Regions from separate parts of the Homo sapiens genome. Here regions 2 and 3 are each linked to region 1. Evidence: read pairs that join two places in POLR2A ChIA-PET (ENCODE). Cell type or tissue: Panc1. All regions are shown on one strand.

The links. ChIA-PET counts read pairs that join two places held together with the same protein. Peaks named below come from ENCODE experiments on the same cell type or tissue, not always from the same donor. Only the 100,000 strongest peaks of a DNase experiment are listed, where the experiment ranks them.
Region 2: POLR2A ChIA-PET joins it to region 1 with 6 read pairs; 1 of 35 experiments calls an interaction of 5 or more read pairs at or near these places.
Region 3: POLR2A ChIA-PET joins it to region 1 with 6 read pairs; 1 of 35 experiments calls an interaction of 5 or more read pairs at or near these places.

The regions. Positions count from the first base shown.
Region 1 is chr11:9,275,536-9,278,035 of GRCh38, forward strand. No RefSeq gene overlaps it. Among named protein-coding and RNA genes, the nearest start is that of TRL-CAA5-1, 1.5 kb to the left of the region's middle. In Panc1, no CTCF peak of the experiment used is centred here; a DNase peak (open chromatin) is centred at 1,258.
Region 2 is chr11:10,824,008-10,826,507 of GRCh38, forward strand. No RefSeq gene overlaps it. Among named protein-coding and RNA genes, the nearest start is that of EIF4G2, 16 kb to the left of the region's middle. In Panc1, no CTCF peak of the experiment used is centred here; no DNase peak of the experiment used is centred here.
Region 3 is chr11:8,839,679-8,842,178 of GRCh38, forward strand. It overlaps a transcript of DENND2B not described here. Among named protein-coding and RNA genes, the nearest start is that of DENND2B, 30 kb to the left of the region's middle. In Panc1, no CTCF peak of the experiment used is centred here; no DNase peak of the experiment used is centred here; H3K4me3 peaks cover 343 bases; H3K27ac peaks cover 1,967 bases.

The sequences.
Region 1 (2,500 bases):
GGGATTACAGGCGCCCGCCACCACGCCCAGCTAATTTTTTTTTTTTTGAGATGGAGTCTCGCTCTGTCACCCAGGCTGGAGTGCAGTGGCATGATCTTGGTTCACTGTAACCTCCGTCTCCTGGGTTCAAGCGATTACCCTGCCTCAGCCTCCTGAATAACTGGGATTACAGGTGCTCGCCACCACGACCAGCTAATTTTTGTATTTTTAGTAGAGACGGGGGTTTCACCATGTTGGTCAGGCTGGTCTCGAACTCCTGACCTTGTTATCCACCCACCTAGGCCTCCCAAAGTGCTGGGATTACAGGAGTGAGCCACCATGCCCGGCCTTTTTTTTTTTTTTTTTTTTTTTTTTTTGAGAGGGAATCTTGCTCTGTCGCCCAGGCTGGAGTGCAGTGGCGGGATCTTCGCTCACTACAACCTTTGCTTCCGGGGTTTGAGCAATTCTCCTGTCTCGGCCTCCCGAGTAGCTGGGATTACATGTGCATGCCACCACACCCAGCTAATTTTTGTATTTTTAGTAGACACAGGGTTTTGCCATGTTGGCCAGGCTGGTCTCAAACTCCTGACCTCAGGTGATCCACCCACCTTGGCCTCCCAAGGTGCTGGGATTACACACATGAGCCACCACGCCTGGCCTAATTTTTAAATTTTTAGTGGAGACGGGGTTTTGCTATGTTGGTCAGGCTGGTCTGTAACTTTGGGCCTCTAGCAATCTGCTTGCCTTGACCTCCCAAAGCGCTGGAATTACAGGTGTGAGCCACTGCTCCTGGTCCCAGATCTTGTAATTAATACAGATATGTGGACCATAAAAGGTAATATAATTCCCGTGAAATGTAAAATACATAGATTTTTTTTTTGGTAAGCCTATACAAACTTCACCTAGAAAAAACACCACTCCCATGTAGTAGGTTTTGACAAACGTTGGAACTGCCAAAAGCCCCCACCAAAACAACCTACCTGGGCTGCCATGGGCAAGACAATAAAGTGAGAAGCAACTCAACTGACCACCTTTGAGGCTGGGACCCTGGGGTGATATAGCTGGGCCACTCCTTGGCCTGCTGGCTCAACTCCTGCCTGCCACCCTCAAGGTTTGCTAAACTCAAGTTGTGAGTTATCAGCATATGTAACCTGGCCCCAGGGGCCCTGCAGCTGACAGGCAGAGCTGCTGCTCATATTTGTGTACATGGTACCATGAGACACCATCATTGTACTCATTATTAATTTATATGGTTGACGACAGTTTTCCAACAGATGGCAGTAAAATATCTTAAGAAAGAGGCACCTGGCCAGGCGCAGTGGTGCGTGCCTGTAGTCCCAGCACTTTGGAAGGCCTAGCTGTGAGGATTGCTTCAGCCCAGAATTTCAAGACCAGCCTTGGCAATGCAGTGAGACCCAGCACCCCCACTGCCATCTCTACAAAGAAAAAAGAAAGGGGCATCTTCTTTTTCTTTTCTTGAGATGGAGTCTCGTTCTGTCTCCCAGGCCAGAGTACAGTGGTGCGATCTTGGCTCACTGCAACCTCGGCCTGTCGGGCTCAAGCGATTCTCTCACCTCAGCCTCCCAAGTAGCTGGGATTACAGGAGCGCTCCACCATACCCTGGTATTATTATTATTATTATTTGTATTTTTAGTAGAAATGGAGTTTCACCATGTTGCCCAGGGTGGTTTTGAACTCCTGAGCTCAGGCAATCCGCCTTGGCCTCCCAAAGTGCTGAGATTGCAGGCATGAGCCACCGTGCCCAGCGACATCCTTTTCTACTTCATCCAAAACCACCATATGAGCTAACAGTAGGGCTATGTTGCCCAGCGTGCTGCTAACAAATAGCAGAACACAAGACTCTCAGAACCAGAAAGTCAACATTCATTGTGCTGTCTCACCACATGGCTTCCTCCTGTGCCTCTACTTCATTCTTTTCTTGTCTTCCATCCTCATTTATCAAATCCAACATTTCTCTACTAAACAGAAAAGCTACTGGGCGCCGTGGCTCATGCCTGTAATGCCAGAACTTTGGGAGGCCGAGGCGGGTGGATCACCTGAGGTCAGGAGTTCCAGACCAGCCTGACCGACATAGTGAAACTCTGTCTCTACTAAAAACACAAAATTAGCTGGGCGCGGTGGCTCATGCCTGTAATCCCAGCACTTTGGGAGGCCGAGTTGGGGTGGATCACGAGGTCAGGAGTTCAAGACCAGTCTGGCCAACATGGGGAAACCCTGTCTCTACCAAAAATACAAAATTAGCTGGGCGCAATGGCGGGCACCTGTAATCCCAGCTACTCAGGAGGCTGAGGCAGGAGAATTGGTTGAACCCAGGAGGCAGAGGTTGCAGTGAGCCGAGATCACGCCACTGCACTCCAGACTAGATGACAAAGCAAGACTCTGTCTCAAAAAAATAAAAAAGTTAATTTACTTAAATGTGTGTGAAAGTATATTGTAAGATGTAAAACAAGCTATACAAAGCAAGGTATGCTTAATTTAATATTCTGAATTGGGGGCAGCT
Region 2 (2,500 bases), 1.5 Mb after region 1:
GGCTCACGCCTGTACTCAAAGGGATACCAAGATTGGAGGAAGGCTTGAGCCCAGGAATTTGAGGCCAGCCTGGGTAACATAGCAAGACTCCGTCTTTACCTATATATACACATGTATTTCATATAAAAGCCGGATGGGGGTGGAACAGAGTCATCATTTCAAGGTCTGAAGTTATGATTTCTGAGAACTTGGAGAACTGAGAATTTAGGAAAAAGATAAGGTATGCAGGAAAATAGGAAAAGATATAATTTTGACAATCTGATAAGGGAGACAAAGATGATCATGATTGATGTTTACAGCATGTGCTTCTGATCTTTTGAAGAAGAGAGAATATAAGATAATATTAGAAGTCAAAGGGCAAATGTTCTTTCTTGCATTCAAGAGTCAATAGAGGCAACAGTAAAGAACTACTTTTTTTAAGAGATGGGGTCTGGCGATATTGCCCAGCCTGGTCTTGAACTCCAGGGCTCAAGCAATCCCCTCACTTCAACATCCCAAAGTGCTGGGATTACAGACGTGAGCCACCTCATCTGGCCTATAAATGATTATTTAAATAAAAAGCTACTCCTTTGCCATCATTACTATCTATAAACCAAATGTTGCTCATTGAAGTTAGCATTAGTTTTTGCTTCATCTCTATGTTCTTCCCAGCATAGTGTGTGATACATTATGGTCATTCAATAAACATTTGTTAAATTATTAGGGTGGTAGAAGTGACGTGGGTCTCTCTCCAACAAGATCATGGGTGAACTCATAATCAATAAACACTAAGTGCTTACCATCTTTTATACTTTTCTAAGTGTTTTACATGTATACACCACCACAGGAGATGGTTGATATTACTATTCTCTCTTTACAGACAAGGAAGCTGAGGCACAGAGAAATGAGTACATGACAGAGTTGGGATTTGAGACTAGGCAGTATGGGTTATAGAGCCTATATGCTATACTAGCACTCATACGATCTCAAGTCAATCAGAAAAATGCCCCAGGATAACTCCACAATACATTAAACCAGAGCTAGATATCTGCCCGACCCAAGAACCAAAAACAGGAAGTGTCACACTAGGCTGGAGAGTCACTATACACGTATAAATTGGCAGTGGGCTAATAGTAAGCCAGGAATCAGGTAGGGCCTCTGCTAGCCTGTAGACTGGGGCAAACTCACTCACCAATACCCAAAGCTTGTTTAGTGGATATGGTACAGTAGATTTCAGAAGATCTTAAACCCTTCACTGGGTGCCTTTATGCTATGCAAAAATTGCAGAGAGTGTAAGCAAGAGCGAGACCAAGAAGAGAAGGAGGAAGAGAAAGATTAAAAGCCAAGGACAAAAATAGGCATGGGAGGGAGATGGGGGTGAGGAACAGATGGATCCAGAAGGCCAAGTTCAGAAATTGATAAATCAATTGTGGTCACACCATGCTTCAATCAAGAGAATTTTAAAACTTCCCCCTAACTCCACCCATCAAATCCTGCTCCTAAAAAGCCTGTTCCTTTTGATCAAAGGAATAATATAAATACTGACAAGTAACAATAAACGTGGCCTATTATTTTTATTTTTCATTTATCATTTTTTTTAGAGACAGCATCTTTCTCTGTTGCTCAGGTTGGAGTGCAATGGCATGTTCATAGTTCACTATACCTTCAAACTCTCAGGCTCAAGGGATCCTCCTTCCTCAGCCTTCTGAGTAGCCAGGGCCACAGGTACACGCCACCACACCCAAACTGAGAATATGCCTTAAAAAAAACAAAAAAAAAAACCAAAAAAAACAAGAAAAACACCTCTCTGTTACGGTCTGAAAGCTTGTGTCTCCCCTAAATTCATACGTTGAAATTCTAACCCCCAAGCTGACTGTATTAAGAAATGGGGGCCCTTAGTGGGAGGTAATTAAATCCTGAGGACAGAACCCTCATCAATGGGATTAATTATCTCATGAAAGAGGCCCGAGGTGCTTGTTTGCTCCTTCTGCCATGTGAGGGTACATCAAGAAGGCACAATTTATGTATCAGAACAAGGGCCCTCATCAGACACTGAATCTGTTGGTGTTTTTTTTTTTTTTTCTTTGAGATGGAGTCTCACTCTGTAGCCCAGGCTGGAGTGCAGTGGCATGATCTTGGCTCACTGCAACCTCTACCTCCCAGGTTCAAGCGATTCTCCTGCTTCAGTCTCCTGAGCAGCTGGCATTACAGGCGCCCACCACCATGCCCAGCTAATTTGTTTTGTATTTTTTGTAGAGATGGGGTTTCACCATGTTGGCCAGGCTGGTCTCAACTCTTGACCTCAAGTGATCCACCCACCTCAGCTTCCCAAAGTGCTGGGATATAGGTGTGAGCCACACGCCCAGCCTGTTGGTGTTTTTATTTTGGATTTTCCAGCCTCCAAAACTGCCAAAACTAAATTACTGCAGCTTAAAAGCTACCTGTTTTATGGTATTTTGTTATAGCAGCCTGCACAGACTAATGCACTTTCAAACCAATCCTTTATAACAGAGACTAGACT
Region 3 (2,500 bases), 440 kb before region 1:
GAAAAAACCTGGAGCTCTTAACCTCAAAGGGTTTCCATTCTACTCAAAGTGCCAGGACACACATTCCTAAGGTCCAGAACCCTTGCATCAACACCTCAGCTCAAGAAGCACCCAGGAGCAGACCAGACTCTGGGTTGGGAACACTGTTTTGTTAGGAAGGAGTGCTGATAACTACAGCAGAGACAGGAGAATGAGAAAAGGACTAAGAGAACCCAGGGGAAGGGAATTTCAGGAGACAGATGAATTGCTTCCTGATTATGAACTGATCCACTTACTGGACAGTCTATGAGACAAGGAGTTAAGCTAAGGGGAGTTTTGGGGTTTTTTTTCAAGGCAGCTCTTCCCCAGGTGGAAAAATTGAGAGCACAGACAAAAGGAAGGAGTGACCTCCCTGGAAGCAGGGAAATCCCCCGCCCAATGCCTCATTTGTAATCAAGGGCAGCGAGAATGAGACTAATGTAAACAGGCCAGGGAAGCCAGCATGCCCTTCTCCAGAGAGGCCAACACACACACTTCCCCCAGCACAGCCCCTGGAAAGGCAGAAGTAGGTATTCTCTTGGACAAAAGAGAGGGGACTTGGGGAGTTCCCAAGGTGCTTTCAGGCTTTTCTGTTCCCAGGCACTCAGCATTCACCAAAATTCCAGGGCACCAAGACCACAAAAAAGGTGAAGCTAAGATTCTGCTGCTTGGAGGAAAATGCAGTTTGCAAAAAGACCCCACAAGAAAGGCTCAGAAGAAAATAATAGGGCTGAACGGCAGGACCACTCCCACATCTGAGCACCTAGGCCTGAGTCGGGCAAGCTTCCCACACCCCTCCCAGCACCAACGCAATGAACAGCTGCCCTGGAGAAAACAATGGGGCCTTTGTCTGTGCCTTCTCCTGTAGATCTCTTTTTGGAGAACCAAACAGGATAATTCCTTTACAAGAGGGGCTCTCCTAAATATCAGTCCCGGCCAAGATGAAAGTTTTTACCATCCACAGCATCCCTCTCAAGTAAGACTCCTACCCGTTCCATATTGGGCAGGAAGGGTGCTGTGCAGTATCCAGCCCCACCCCACATAGGAAGCACTGGCAGACAGGTCCTTGCAGCCCCTTCCTGCAGCCCTCACCAGTCACACACAGGAGCTGCTACTCCTGCTTTCTTCCTGGCCTGGCCACGGAACTGAAAGCCTAAGAACTGTTCTCACTCCCCTTTTGCCATCCACCAGAATATTCCATATTGAGTGAAATTACAATGCTTGTTGATACTGTTTTCATCAAAATCTGTCAAAATGGACTCCCAACAGTAACTGTGATTTTAAAAGAAAAAGGCATGAAACAAGCTGGACAGTCAAACTTCTCTTAATGTTGCACTACTAAATAAAAATTCCCAAACTGACAAATATCAAGAAACTTACGCTGTCATTTTCCATGATTCAAACATCTTAAATCTAACCTAACTATATAATAGACAAGTGGAAGGTTCTTTCTTTGCTGTCTTATTAGCCCATTTTCTTGACTTGTTTTTAATTTATTTATTATTTTGATTTGCAAATGTCTCTTCTTATATGTTGTGAAGATGATAATAGATTTGAGGTTTTTGTTTTTAGTCCCTTTGCCTAAAAAAAAAATTTAAAATTTTTCCTATATTGGTCCAAATTAAGAAACAAACAAACAAACAAACAAAACGTGTGTTTTTGTGAAGCCAGGTGCCTCACGCCTGTAATCCCAGCACTCTGGGAGACCAAGCTTGGAGGATCGCTTGAGCTCAGGAGTTCGAGACCAGCCTGAGCAGCATAGTGGGACCTCATCTCTACAAAAAAAATCTAAATATTTAAAAAACTATCCAGGCATGGTGGCACACACCTGTATTCCCAGCTACTCAGGAGGCTGAGGCAGGAGGATTGCTTGAGCCTGGGCGGTCGAGGCTGCAGTGAGTTATGACTGTACCACTGCACTCCAGCCTAGGTGACAGAGTAAGGCCATGTCTCAAAATAAAAGAAAAACGTGTTTTGTAAAATCCCATATGCCACATTTCTCCCATTTTCCTTCATTGGGTAACTGGTAGCAGATGAATTCAGGACCCACTTCTTCCGAACCACCACCATGGACTACATGACATGGCACAAAATTCCCTTTCCATGAAACGGAAACAGTCTGAGCAACTCCTGATGTCTCTCTCCTCGATTCCTCTATTCTAACCATCATTCTTCCTCTCCCCAAACACCTCCAGATCAAGGGTACTTGGGTTTTCAGGCCAGTTAGCTGGATACCATGAGTTCCCCAGTTCAATCCAGAGTATCCCCCATTCTCCACGATTTCAGCACAAGGCGGCATCACAAAGTAGTAGAAAGAAATCTGCAATCAAATGAACCAAAGTTCAAATCCTGGATCTTCAGTGATTTACATAATTTCTCTGAGTCATGATTTCCTCCTCTCTGAGACAATCCGTTCACGAAAGTATCAAGTTGTGAACGGCACATAGTAGGTCCCCGGTGCTGACTCATTACTTCCTTGACA